Linked DNA regions of Homo sapiens: region 1 is linked to region 2. The links are chromatin contacts, found by Hi-C or POLR2A ChIA-PET in ENCODE. All regions are on one chromosome and are shown on one strand. The core of a region is the stretch at or near the end of the contact, and the rest is flanking DNA. Distances in the headings are between cores, read along the strand shown. Region 1 overlaps INPP4A (inositol polyphosphate-4-phosphatase type I A). Region 2 holds the start of CNNM4 (cyclin and CBS domain divalent metal cation transport mediator 4).

What was found. Hi-C counts contacts between places; a loop is a spot of excess contacts on that map. ChIA-PET counts read pairs that join two places held with the same protein, here RNA polymerase II (POLR2A). Pooled maps may share reads with other maps.
Region 1: a pooled map shows a loop between it and region 2 (2.9-fold over the local background). The contact joins the enhancer-like site here to the promoter of CNNM4 in region 2. A Hi-C loop is called at or near these places in 1 of 37 single-sample maps with no recorded cell type and 3 of 50 pooled maps. POLR2A ChIA-PET finds 5 or more read pairs at or near these places in 1 of 52 experiments (Panc1).

What each region holds. Positions count from the first base shown.
Region 1 is chr2:98,462,524-98,468,304 of GRCh38, reverse strand. All of the region lies in intron 1 of INPP4A (inositol polyphosphate-4-phosphatase type I A), which reads right to left. Among named protein-coding and RNA genes, the nearest start is that of INPP4A, 21 kb to the right of the region's middle. RefSeq lists enhancers at 1,887-2,451, 2,550-2,859, 2,870-3,009, 4,260-4,309, 4,496-5,011. Within about 2 kb of position 3,269, at least 25 of the 41 ENCODE cell types and tissues checked have a DNase peak (open chromatin) inside an H3K27ac peak, as active enhancers do.
Region 2 is chr2:96,758,665-96,764,867 of GRCh38, reverse strand. CNNM4 (cyclin and CBS domain divalent metal cation transport mediator 4) reads right to left here and starts at 3,966. Exons shown (of 7, transcript NM_020184.4): 1 at 2,467-3,966. The coding sequence starts at 3,868. RefSeq lists enhancers at 201-300, 2,741-3,329, 3,209-3,458, 3,330-3,919, 4,479-4,528 and 1 more and silencers at 1,001-1,050, 3,422-3,605, 3,729-4,148.

The DNA of each region.
Region 1 (5,781 bases), core at 2,020-4,519, 1.7 Mb before region 2:
ATGATTACATGGCTGTACTCCAGACTAGACAACAGAGCAAGACCCTGTCTCAATCAATCAATCAATCAATAAAATTGTTTTCTTTACTGAGACATTAAAATTGGTATATCTAAGGATCTCACTTTCTTACTGTAAAACCTCAAAGTTTTACTATTAGTCCACTAAGATTTACTCAGGGTTATTACAAATTCAATTAGTTCATGGTCTCACTGAGTTGGAAAGTATGCTAAGCACTATCATTCATAAATAATTGTAAAACTTAGTTGTGGAACTCGACAAAGATGAGGCTGAACTTACGGCCTGTTCAACCAACAGGCTGTACTCTAAAAGCCCATTTATAAGTTATCTGGAACCCAGAGAACATTTCATTTCATGTAAAATTACCACTAAGTTGGTACTTAAGTTCCCAAGAAATAAATAACTATTAGACAGTTAATAACTAATAGATAACTATTAAATAGAGAACTAGATAATAATTAGATAATAGATAATTATCTATAACTAATAGATAACTATTCAACTCATTTGTCCTTTTCTAATTTAAAATCAGAAAAACGTTATTATGGTGCAAGAAAATCAAGTGTGTGTTGTGTGTGCATATACAGACAAGAAAATCAAATGCAAGTGTATGTGTGGGATGTATATGCAAAAACTCTAACTTAAGGAAAAGAAGCTTCACATCAAGAACACAGAAGTTAAATCCATGGAGGCTGAGAAGATAATTTCCACTCAGTTCCAAGGGCAAAGGACACTGATGATGCTAGGTTCACTGGACCTGTTGTCCCCACATGTGGACGGTGTCGCTAACATTGCTGACAGCTTCACAGTCTTAACAGCAACATAATAGGGGAAAGGAGAAAGCGTTTAAACAGATGTAGAGACCAAGTTAACAGTGTGATGAATCATCAGCAGATGAGGGGGACGGAGGGGCAAGTGTGGCACAGGCACAAGAGGACAATGTTTGTCCCCTCCAAACTCCACACTGAAATTTAATCCCGAATGTCAGAAGTGGGGCCTAATGGGAAGTATTTGGGTCATGGGGGCAGATCCCTCATGTATACATTAATGCCCTCCCCCAACCACCCCCCGCTTTGAGGGTGCGTGAGTTCTCACTCCGTTGGTTCCCACAAGAGCTGGCTGTGAAAAGAGCCTGGGACACCACCACCACCACCCGCTCCCTTCCTTCCTCTCTCGCCATGTGAGCTCAGCACACGACAGCTCCCCTTCACCTTCCACCACGAGTAGAAGCAGCCTGAGGCCTCACCAGATGCAGATGTCCAGTCTTGAACCTTCCAGCCATCAGAATTGTGAGCCAAGTAAACCTCTTTTCTTTAAAAACTACCCAGCCTCAGGTATTCTTTTATAGCAGCACAAAACAGACTAAGAGAACATCCAAGAGGAAAAGAAAAAGGCCCTTTCCCGGCTACTCTAAGAAACTCGGCATTCAGAAGCCTGGTGTAGTTATTCAGGGACTGCCCAAAAAATACATAAGTGTGAGACAAGCATTCATAAAGAAAACGAGATGGAAATAAAACTCTGGGTCCCCACCAGAAAGAAGACAGATAGACATCATCACCTGTGAGTGCCCTCCTCTCTCTCCTGTGAGTTTGGCGATGGGTCTATCCCCTCCAAGGCCTACCTGGCATAACCATAAGTGAGGGTTTTATGCACAGAAAGACCTCTGAAACCTCTGCCACCAACCAGCTGGGTGACAACTTCTCTGAGCCGCAATTCTCTCACGGGTAAAATGGGATGACAGACACTTATCATTCAAGGTGTCCAGAGGATTAAATGAAGTGCTGCATGCTGAGGCACAGCACAGCAACGACGCTTAGTGAAATTCCAAAAATGCCGGTGACTCATTGTAATCTGTGATAGGGAATGTCTGTCACCCCCTTGAGCCAACAGGTGCTGGTGCACAGTGAGTGCTCTACAGGGTTAGCTTAAAAAACATAACAAGGCCGGGCACGGTGGCTCACGCCTGTAATCCCAGCACTTTGGAAGGCCAAGGCGGGCAGATTGCTTGAGGTCAAGAGTTCAAGACCAACCTGGCCAACATGGTGAAACCCCATCTCTATTAAAAATACAAAAATTAGCTGTGCATGGTGGCGTACGCCTGTAGTCCCAGCTACTCAAGAGGCTGAGGCAGGAGAATCGCTTGAATCCAGGAGACAGAGGTTGCAGTGAGCAGAGATCACGCCACTGCATTCCAGCCTGGGCAACAGAGTGAGACTCCATCTCAAAAAAACAAAAAAACAAAAAACAAAACAAAACAAAAAACGTAACAAGAAGGTCCCTTCCTAAGCTACTGGGGGGAGGGCTGGAGTGAGACTTGTGGCAGATGGAGCAGAGACTGAGCAAGGTGGGCAGGGCCAGCCTGGGCACACAGCCAGAGAGGAAGGGGGAGGGCGCTAGAGTGAGACCCAAGCCACCGTCTGCTCAAGTACTGCGCCGAAACCAGGGTGGAGCCGGGAGGAAAAACCACAGGCCCTCACAGGAACAGGGGCTCAGCCAGAGAGTTGAAAAACTCTTTTTTCAAACCCATGTAACAACATAGTAAAATGACAGGGGATTATCTGTTCACCAAGTGAGTGCCCAGCAACATGACAAAATGACCCCAGAGTCAGCTACCCCAGAGTCTGGGAGAGGAAAGGACCATGGCCACCCCTAGGCCTCCCCAAGCCTCAGCTTCCTCATTAAGCCCACTGTATGTGGGACAGTATGGTCCTCATCAGGCTGCTGTGAGGTATGGCAGGTCAAATAATGCCCCCTGCAAAAGAGGTTCACGTTCAAATCCTTGGAACCTATTAATGTTACCTTATACAGCAAAGGATTTGCAGACTCAATTAAGTTTCGAATCTTGAGATGAGATTATCCTAGATTACACTGGTAGGCCCCAAATGCCATCACAAATGTCCTTATATGAAGGCAGGAGATTTCGGAGAGAAGAGAGGGCCGTGTGACAGAAGCAGAGAGAAGCGGAGTCACGGAGAGAAGATGTTACCCTGCTGGTGTGAAGATGAGGAAGGGGCCGGCAGCCGAGGCAAGCCAGCAGCCACAGAATGGATTCCGCCCTAAGCTACTGGAGGGAACATGGCCTTGCCCACAGCTTGATTCAGCCCAGTGATTCTGGAGGCCAGAACAGTGAGAGAATAAGTTCCTTTCGCTTTAAGCCACCGAGTTTGTTACAGCAACCACAGGAAGCTAATACAAGGGATTAAAAGGGAAGTGGATACAAAGCAATCAGCACGCTATCTGGCACGTGGTAGGAACTCGAGAATCCCCATTAGTGAAGGACAGTTCCTGACATCCTCCCTGGGCCACCAACCCATCCTCAAAAGCTGTGTGAAAACCTACAACCTTGTACTGCAATAACGAGCTCTGTACTCTGCTCACAAAAGCTCCTTCGTGTGTATCGTCTCAGTTGATTCTGTCCTAAAAAGGAGTTTCCAAGGTTGTCCAAGGACTCTCGGCTTGTCACATATAAATACAACACTGCCACAGGCCTTGTCTTCAACATTCAGTTCAATTAGTTAAAATATTTCACAGGATGGCCTCTGCTGATATCTCATGGAGCAGACCCTCCTGATCTCAGGCATCATGAGCTGTGATCAGGGCCATCTTACCTTGCAGAAACACAGCACAAGTACTTCTCTCAGCCACAGGCCTTGCAACTGTCAACAGAGAAGCTGGTGCCGAGTTCTGACATGGGAACTGAGAACTCTGCCCCTGTCAGGGCAGACATGGCAGAAGAAGAGGCTGGGCAGGCAAAAAAAGACACTGGCTAGCACTTGACCTTCCAAACTGCTTTTCAGCTTGACTCATGCAAAGAGGTTTATCTCTCCCCTAAACCCCCTGCTTTTTGTTTCTTCAGCCCTTGCTCTGTGCACCCCCACTCTCGATTTTCCTCTTTGAGGAGCGAGTCCCAAGTGTCGAAACCCACCATGTGCAATAATTCCACTTCCTCCGTCGTGCTCGGCCTCCATCATGCAGACCCTGGGGCCTCAGCTTCCCCTGGGTTGCTGCGAGGATGTGGCCCCATGAATCTGACGGCTCTCCTGCCCTCCCCTCTGCCCCATTTTGTTCGAGACTCAGGGCTGTGCTGTCCCAACCTTCCCCAGCCTGTGCAAGATTTGAAGACTGTCCCCTTCATCAAGCCACAGCAGCCCTCAGCCACAAAGAGCTCAGGGTGGAGCCTCAAAACCTCAAGAGTATCTTAAAGAAAAAATGAAGAAAAAGAAGAAGCCTATTCACTTCCTAAAAACAGCCATCTGCAGGCCCTCTGAGATATCTTTTTTGCACCCATTCTTCTACAAGCTTCTGCCAGCGCCAGGTTCACTGGGTGGAGACCGTGTACCCTAAGCCAACTGACTACTGACCACTATCAGGCAGGAGACAAGGGCTGTGCACGGAGCGAGCAGAGACTGGAGGAAAAGCTGCCTCAGCATTCCTCAGCCCCTGGCACCGCATGCAGCAGACCCTAGGGCTAACAGCTCACACCTACCAGACCTTCACTTGACCATGGACGCTCATGGCTCTGGTCTGCCCTAAATCCCGCACAGGGGCTTGTAAGCAGTCTCGCAGGCACATGCCTGTGAGCCCTCCGCAGGTGGCTACTACTTCCTGCTCTCCTACAGACAGACCCCAGGGCCAGCTCCACAAGTCAATTCCTTTGTGCCTGAAAACTACCTGCTGCGTGAGTGAATGAGAAGGGGCAGGTGTGCTCCCAGTTGGTAACTTTGCATCACCTCGCCTGTGATGAATGACCATGCCATATCACAGATTCAGAAACTGAAGACCACCAACCAACATGACTCCAAAATGTACGTGCAACGTGCTGCCCAGGCCGTTGCCTTCCCTCTGAGATGTAGAGCACCTTGGTTGGAACAGCTGAAATGCTGGGAGGGCATGGCCAGAACCAGCCTCAGCGAGACACCATCACAGCTGAAATGTAGACTTCCACACAAGCACTGTGTGTTCCTGGGCCTGGCTGTCATTAAGGTCCCTGCAGAACCATCTGCCCTTGCACCTGCAGCTTGAGTTGGCCGCTTGATAGGCCAGGCAGAGGAAAGCCCAACAGAGCCAATGTACCTGAAACTGGGGTCAAAAGCAGCTTTGACAAGCCTCACTCAGGATGCTACAGGTTAGTTTAAAATGTCTGTGGGCTGGGCGCGGTGGCTCACGTCTGTAATCCCAGCACTTTCGGAGGCCGAGGCGGGCAGATCATCTGAGGTCAGGAGTTCAAGACCAGCCTGGCCGACATGGTGAAACCCCGTTTCTACTAAAAATACAAAAATTAGCCGGATGTGATGGCACACACCTGTAATCCCAGCCACTTGGGAGGCTGAGGCAGGAGAATGGCTTGAACCCGGGAGGTGGAGGTTGCAGTGAGCCAAGATTGCAACAGAGCACGATTCTGTCTTGAATAAAAATTTTAAAAAATTAAAAATTAAAAATAAATAAAAAATAAAATGTCTGTGTGTTGGCTGGACATGGTGGATCACACCAGTAATCCCAGCACTTTGAAAAGCTGAGGCAGGTGGATTGCTTGAGCCCAGGAGTTCAATACCAGCCTAGGCAACATAGCCAAACCCACAAAAAAAAATTAAAAATTAGCCAGGCATGGTGGCATACACCTGTAGTCCCAGCTACTCAGGAGGCTAAAGTGGGAAGATCACTTGAGCCTGGAAGGCAGAGGCTGCAGTGAGCCATGATCCTGCCACTACACTCCAGTCTGGTTGACAGAGTGACACCCTGTCTCAAAAAAAAAACAATAATAAT
Region 2 (6,203 bases), core at 2,717-5,216:
CTACAGGCATGTGCCACCACGGCTGGATAATTTTTTGTATTTTTAGTAGAGACGGGGTTTCACCATGTTAGCCAGGATGGTCTCAATCTCCTGACCTCGTGATCTGTCCGCCTCGCCCTCCCAAAGTGCTGGGATTACAGGCATGAGCCACCGCGCCTGGCCAAGAAACTCTTAAATTGCAGATGTACACTAGGTGTGTGCTGTGTCCTGGGTAATCTCAGACTAAGAAGGTGGACGCCAGATTGGAAGGTCTGGAAGAGGCCACGCTGCAGGGAACCCGGTGTGCAATGAGTTAAAACTGGTTTTCCAAGACCTCTGAGAATGGGGAAGTAAGTGATGGCATAAAGCCGCAGGGCCTGTTCATTTGTCGGGGGTGGGTAGAGAGGGGGGACTATCACCATCTCCAGGGCGGCCTGCTGTGCTGGGCAGCCTGTGTGCAGTTCCCTGGGTTTACCAGCACTGCTCCAGGGCTTGGCCTCAGGCTACTGGCCTCTGTTAAGCAGAGTTTCCCGGAGTAAACTGAACCTGGGGACTCTGGCTCAGCAGAGCTCTGCTACGGCCTAAGAGATGCTAGCTCTGTTTTCCCAACTTAATGAAAGGGCACTTGACAAGACAGAGCCCAAAGACAGCCCTCTCAAGACCCAGGAGGCTCCAACCCAAGAGAGCTCAGCCCTGCTGATCAAGACTGGGAGACTGGTCAGACCAATCCATACTGGTTGGATCCAGATTCCAAATGAACTGATGGGAAGGTGCTACTGGGTGTGTCACAAACCATAGTCCCAAACACCACAGAGGCAGTGAGGAGGAAGTTGCCCTGGAGGGTCCTAATCAGGTTCCCAACTAAGCAATAGGAGAAGTCTTCAGGTCCCAAGGCTTAGGGTGGGGGTGGGGCACAGATCCTCACTGCTTTTCTGTCCCAGGCTCGGGTACCTGGGAAAACCTGATTCCTGGGTCTGCACTCCCAAAGCCGCCCCCACCCCCACCCCACCGCAGCCTCTGCCTTCACCACTAGGGGTCTGTCTCTCCAGTCTCTGCAGGGAGGCCACCTTCCCTGGGGCTCTCCCAGACTCTGGCTTACTTTACTCAAGTGGTCCTCAGCTCCGATACTAAGATTCAGTCTGTTGAACTTAGGAGGGTACCAACCCACCACCCTGGCCCTGACCCCAGCATCTTTTCAGACCAAACCTGGCAAAGCCAGCTCCTCCCTATCCCACTCCAAAGCTGTCCTCCACTCTCCGTTACAGAAACACCTGCCAGCTCACTCCCTGCTAGGATTCCGAAGTCCCTCCAAGCCCTAGGTCGGCCTGAGCAGCCTCAGCCAGTAGGAGCTCTCCTATGGGAATGAAGGCTGGGAGCATGTTTAGAAAGCAAAGTCCCCAAGTTTAGGATGAGCCCCTCACCCCCATTCCTTTAAAAAAGAGCTTCCCTTTCTGCCTCCTCACTTCCTTCAGCCTGGGAGGGTTCCACTCCATAATTGGCTTGTTTACTGCCACTTTGAGGGTTTCTGAATGGCAGAGATGGGAGGAAAATTTTGCTGGAAGAAAAGGAGTGTGTGCCTTGAGCTTTGAGGCTGATGAGTAAACCCTCCAAATGCCTCTCTAACTACCTGCGAAATGGCCAAGAACCCAGGTGAGAAAAAAACACAAGGCAGTGCAAGGCAGCTGAAGATTTCCAGCAGACCACTGGAGGGAAGCTTACGCTGGCGCCACAATTACCAAAACTTAATCTGCTTGCTTCTGCTGAATAGTCGAAAGCGCTACTTGGCATTGTTCTGAGAAGCGAGCCAATTAGAGACCTCCCAATTCTGCTTCTGTGGGCTAGCACCTCCAGTAACATGACTCCCCTGCTCAAAAACCTGTAGCTCCCAAGCTGGGAGCAAACTTAGCGTCCACCACCGGGCCCCAAACTACTCCAGCCATTGACCACTAAGCATCAGAGCCACTATACCCACCAAACAGGACCACCTGCTGGGCCACAAGCACACTTTTGCTTCTCCACTCCGGTTCTCTGCTTGCGGGGTTCCCTCTGCCTCAAGCAGCAAGCCTCTCTACCTTTTAAGATTCTCCTCAAATGCTCCTTCCCCTGTGGATTCCCCAATTTCCCAGCCCCTTCCTGACTCCACCCCATACTCTAAATCTCCATCGCCCTGGCCTCTTTTCAGGCATCTGTCTTACTCTGTCTTGCTTCAATAGCTCCCTGAGGTCTTGCTCCAGCCCTCCAAGGGAGCGAGTATGTCTTATTCAGCTTTGATTCATCAGGAGCACACAGCACACTACCTGGCAGACGGCAGACACTTGAGAATGGGTCTACCGCTCCAAAATCGTTCACCTCAGAAGCATAGGAAGCGATAGGCAAAGGGACACAGAGTCACACAAACAGAACACTAAAGCCAGCAGACACAAAACACGCCAGGGGAAAAGAGGCGTCAAGAGGAAATTGAACCAGGGGAACTACATCTGGCCTTACCCTTCTTGAACTCCTCCAGCATGGCATCCAACTTGGTGTCATGGAAGACAAAGTGCACCGGGTGGTTATAGAAGCGAGTGATAGTCTTGAGGGGGGTGCAGTCATCGGGGTCCACAAAGGCCAAGTCTTTGACGTAGAGAATATCTACAATATTGGACTGCTCGTCTTCGAACACCGGGATGCGAGTATAGCCGCTTTCCATTATCTCCGACATGGTGTTGAAGTCCAGGATGGCATCGCTGCGGATCATGAAGCAGTCCTGGAGCTGGGTCATGATATCCTCTACAGTTTTGGTCCGTAGTTCCAGGGCACCCTGGATCATATTGAGCTCCTCTTTCACGAGGTCATTATAGGGCTCCGTCACCTTCAACATCTCCATCAGCTTCTCCCGGTTGTAAACAGTGCGAATCTCCTGGCCCAGAAAAAAGTCCAGGAGCTTGCTAATGGGAAAACTGAGGGGGAAGGTGAGTAGCATAAAGAATTTGGTGAGAAGGATGGTGTTGGCACCCACAGCCAGCCCATGTCGGGAGCACAGGGCCTGAGGTAGGATCTCCCCAAAGATGACAATGCCAATGGTGGAGGAGGCCACCGCCATGAGGCCGGACCCGATGAGGTTGTCTAGAAGGATTGTGAGGGAGGTGTTGACCAGCACGTTCCCTAGGAGCAACGAGCAGAGAAGGTAGTTGCCCTTGCGCCGGATGGGCTCAATCTTGCGGGCATAGCGCCTCTCCTTCTCGGTGCCACAGTTCTGCACGATGCGCAGCTCCATGGGGTCCAGGGCCATAAGCCCGAGGTTGAGGCCAGAAAATATGCCCGACAGCACCAGCAGCACCGTAATTAGGAGAATGTGCAGCCAGAGAGGCAGGAACCTCCCAGGCTCCTCCACCATGAAGAGCAGTGAGTCCTTGTCCGTCCACTTCAGCCAGGGCCCGTCGGGCTGGGCCCGGGTGCACAGTGCATACAGCTTCATGCTCTCGCTCCTCCGGAGGAACTTGGTGAGCACCACCAGCACGCCGGACGTGTTCCCGCGGCTCACGTTGACCAGCTGCTGGACGACCAGGTCCTTGGTGAGCTCGAGGCAGCTGGTGGACTTGTGGAGGGTCTCGGCATCGTCCACCTCGGTGAAGGAGATCAGGTTGCTGGAGATGTTGCCCAGGCTGTAGCCGTACAGCCTCAGGTTCACGGTGCTGCCCTCGGACACGAAGATGATGCCATCCGGGTTCGTCCCACACGACTTGTTGCAGCTCGCCAGCCTCATGCCCACGATCGTGCCCTGCTGGGGGCTGCCCTGGCCCCGGGCCCCCAGCGCCCACAGCAGCACCAGCAGCACCGGCGCCGCCAGGAGGAGGCGCCCGCGGGCCGGTCCGCCGACCGGGCGCCCGCCCCCGCCCACCGGCGCCATGTTGCTCTGGCTCTGCCGCCGCCGCCGCTCCCCGCGCCACGCCGCGCGGCCCCGGTCCGCACCGCAGCTCCGGCCGCTCCGCTGCCGCCGAGCCAACTGCCCGGGCCGCGAGCCTGACGTCAGGTCAGCGCCCCGCCCGCCCCGCCCCGCCTGCCCACGCCCCTCATTTGCATTGGAGGCCCCGCCCCCGGGGCTCGCTGCTTGAGCGCCCGCCCTTAAGGGGGTACAGTCGCTTAAGGTGGAGCAGCGCCGCCGCGCGAGAGCCGCCAGCGGGTACCCGCCCAGTGCTCCGCCTCCGCGCCCTTCCCCGCCTTTCTCTGCCAGTGGGGCCAGCTCTCCTTCTCCGGGACCTGGTCTCCTAGCTACGCCGTTCCTGTTCCTCGGCCTCGCACGGCCGCACGTGGGAGGCTCCTCTCCCGTCCCTCACCTGCAGCTAGGGGTGGCCCGCTCTGCAGGCAGGGCGAGAAAAGTGCTTTTCCTGATGTAGAAAAAGAAAAAGGAAACCTGAGGGCTTAGGCTGGCATTGCAGCCTGCCCCTTGGAGACTTTTCTGGCCTCCTCACTGCTGAGATTTTTGCCGACCTTGTCCTAAGGCCAGAAGTAGGTTACCCCAGCCCCAGCCCCAGCCCGACGATGCTTCCATCAACCAGTGGCTGCCTGATGTGGAAGGCAAATCTGGGGAACTAAGGTTATAGAAGGGGCAGGCTCTGGCCTAGACTTCTCTCCTGTCTCTTCCATTTAGGCATAGATATTTATTGAACACCTACTTTGTACCAGGCACTTGTTCTAGGCTCTGACAATAGAGCAGTGAACAAGCCAAAGTCGCTGCCCATTGGGGTTTACAGTCTAGAACAGAAAACAGGAGATAAACAAGTAAACACATATATTCATTAAATCCCCCCAACAACCCTCAGAGTTAGTAGAATTATTTCCATTTAGAGATGCAGAAATTGAGCCGAGACAAAAATCCTGGTGCCTCCATACTGTCATCTCCCAGCCCATTTCTCCATCTGTAAATGGGGGTAAGAATGACAGAGCATTACTTCGCTAAGCTTGCGGGATTGTGGACCTAGACATTGAACATGACAGGACAGCTCTTTAGAATATTCTTTGGCTAGGTAGTAGTTGTTGCTACCTGCCTTCCAGGACCAAACTCCTAACCCCAAATTGTGGTGATTGATCAGCTGGGCAGCTGCTTGTGGACATGAGCAGGCAGGCGCGGCAGTGGGCCTATCCCTGAAATGACTGCTTCCTGAATGGCCCTAGCCCTGTGTCAGTAGGGTGTATAAGGAAGACCACAGCTGCCCGCCCTGTGAGGGGGAAGAAGACAGACAGATAAACATCCTTACAATAATTGCACAGGTGCACAGAGAAGATCAGGTACTGGGTTGACCACCAGGTCTCACAGCAAATCTTTTGCCAGTACTGAAGACACAGAACCCACTTTACTCCCTTCCCGCACTGACACTTGTATTTATTTTCATTTTGGTGTAATGTTTGCTAATAAAAGCAGCAATCAGTACCAAACGGAAGGAGCCTAAACAGAAAGGATCACACAATGTTGTGGGAGGAGGTGTGGTAGCAGAGAGGCCCTGACTCAAGAAAGCCCTGTTAGCTGGGATTGAGGGTTCTGTAAACTAGGCCAGCCTGGAGAAGTATGTTGCTAGTAGGGGCCCCACTCATAGCGGATACTTTGCAGTGAGTGCCCAGCAGGTCAGTTTTTTCGAGGAATAGGAGCCTTGGAATGGGCACTGGCTGAGACAGAACAAAAGCAGAACCTTGACTGCCTGTTCCTTCCCTGTCTCCACCAACCAGGAAGAGCTACCTGAATTGCCTCAAAGCAAACCCAGCTCTCCTCATCTCCTAGTGAGCTGTAACACCAGCGCCCTGCTCCACCCCTACCCCCACCTCCCATACTTAGAAACTTTCCCATTCTATTATCAATCAATTGGCTATTTTTTCCCTTTTTCTTATGATTTTATTTTTTTCTCTATTATGTCTTTTTTCTGCTTAAGTACGAATTGGCTCCTTTTATTTTACCCTTTTCAGGCTGTCTACACTCAGAAGCTCTGTTCATATGCACTGAGTCTAATGACAGAAGCCAATAAAGAAAAGGAAAAATAAGTTTTTTAGATATTTAGGTTAAATGTGGGATTACCAGCTTGGGCAACATAGCAAAAACTCATTTCCACTAAAAATTTAAAAAATAAAAAGTTAGCTTGGCATGATGGTGCACACCTGTAGTCCCAGGACCTTGGGAGGCCAAGGCGGGCAGATCACCTGAGGTCAGGAGTTCAAGACCAGCCTGGCCAAGATGATGAAACCCCGTCTCTACT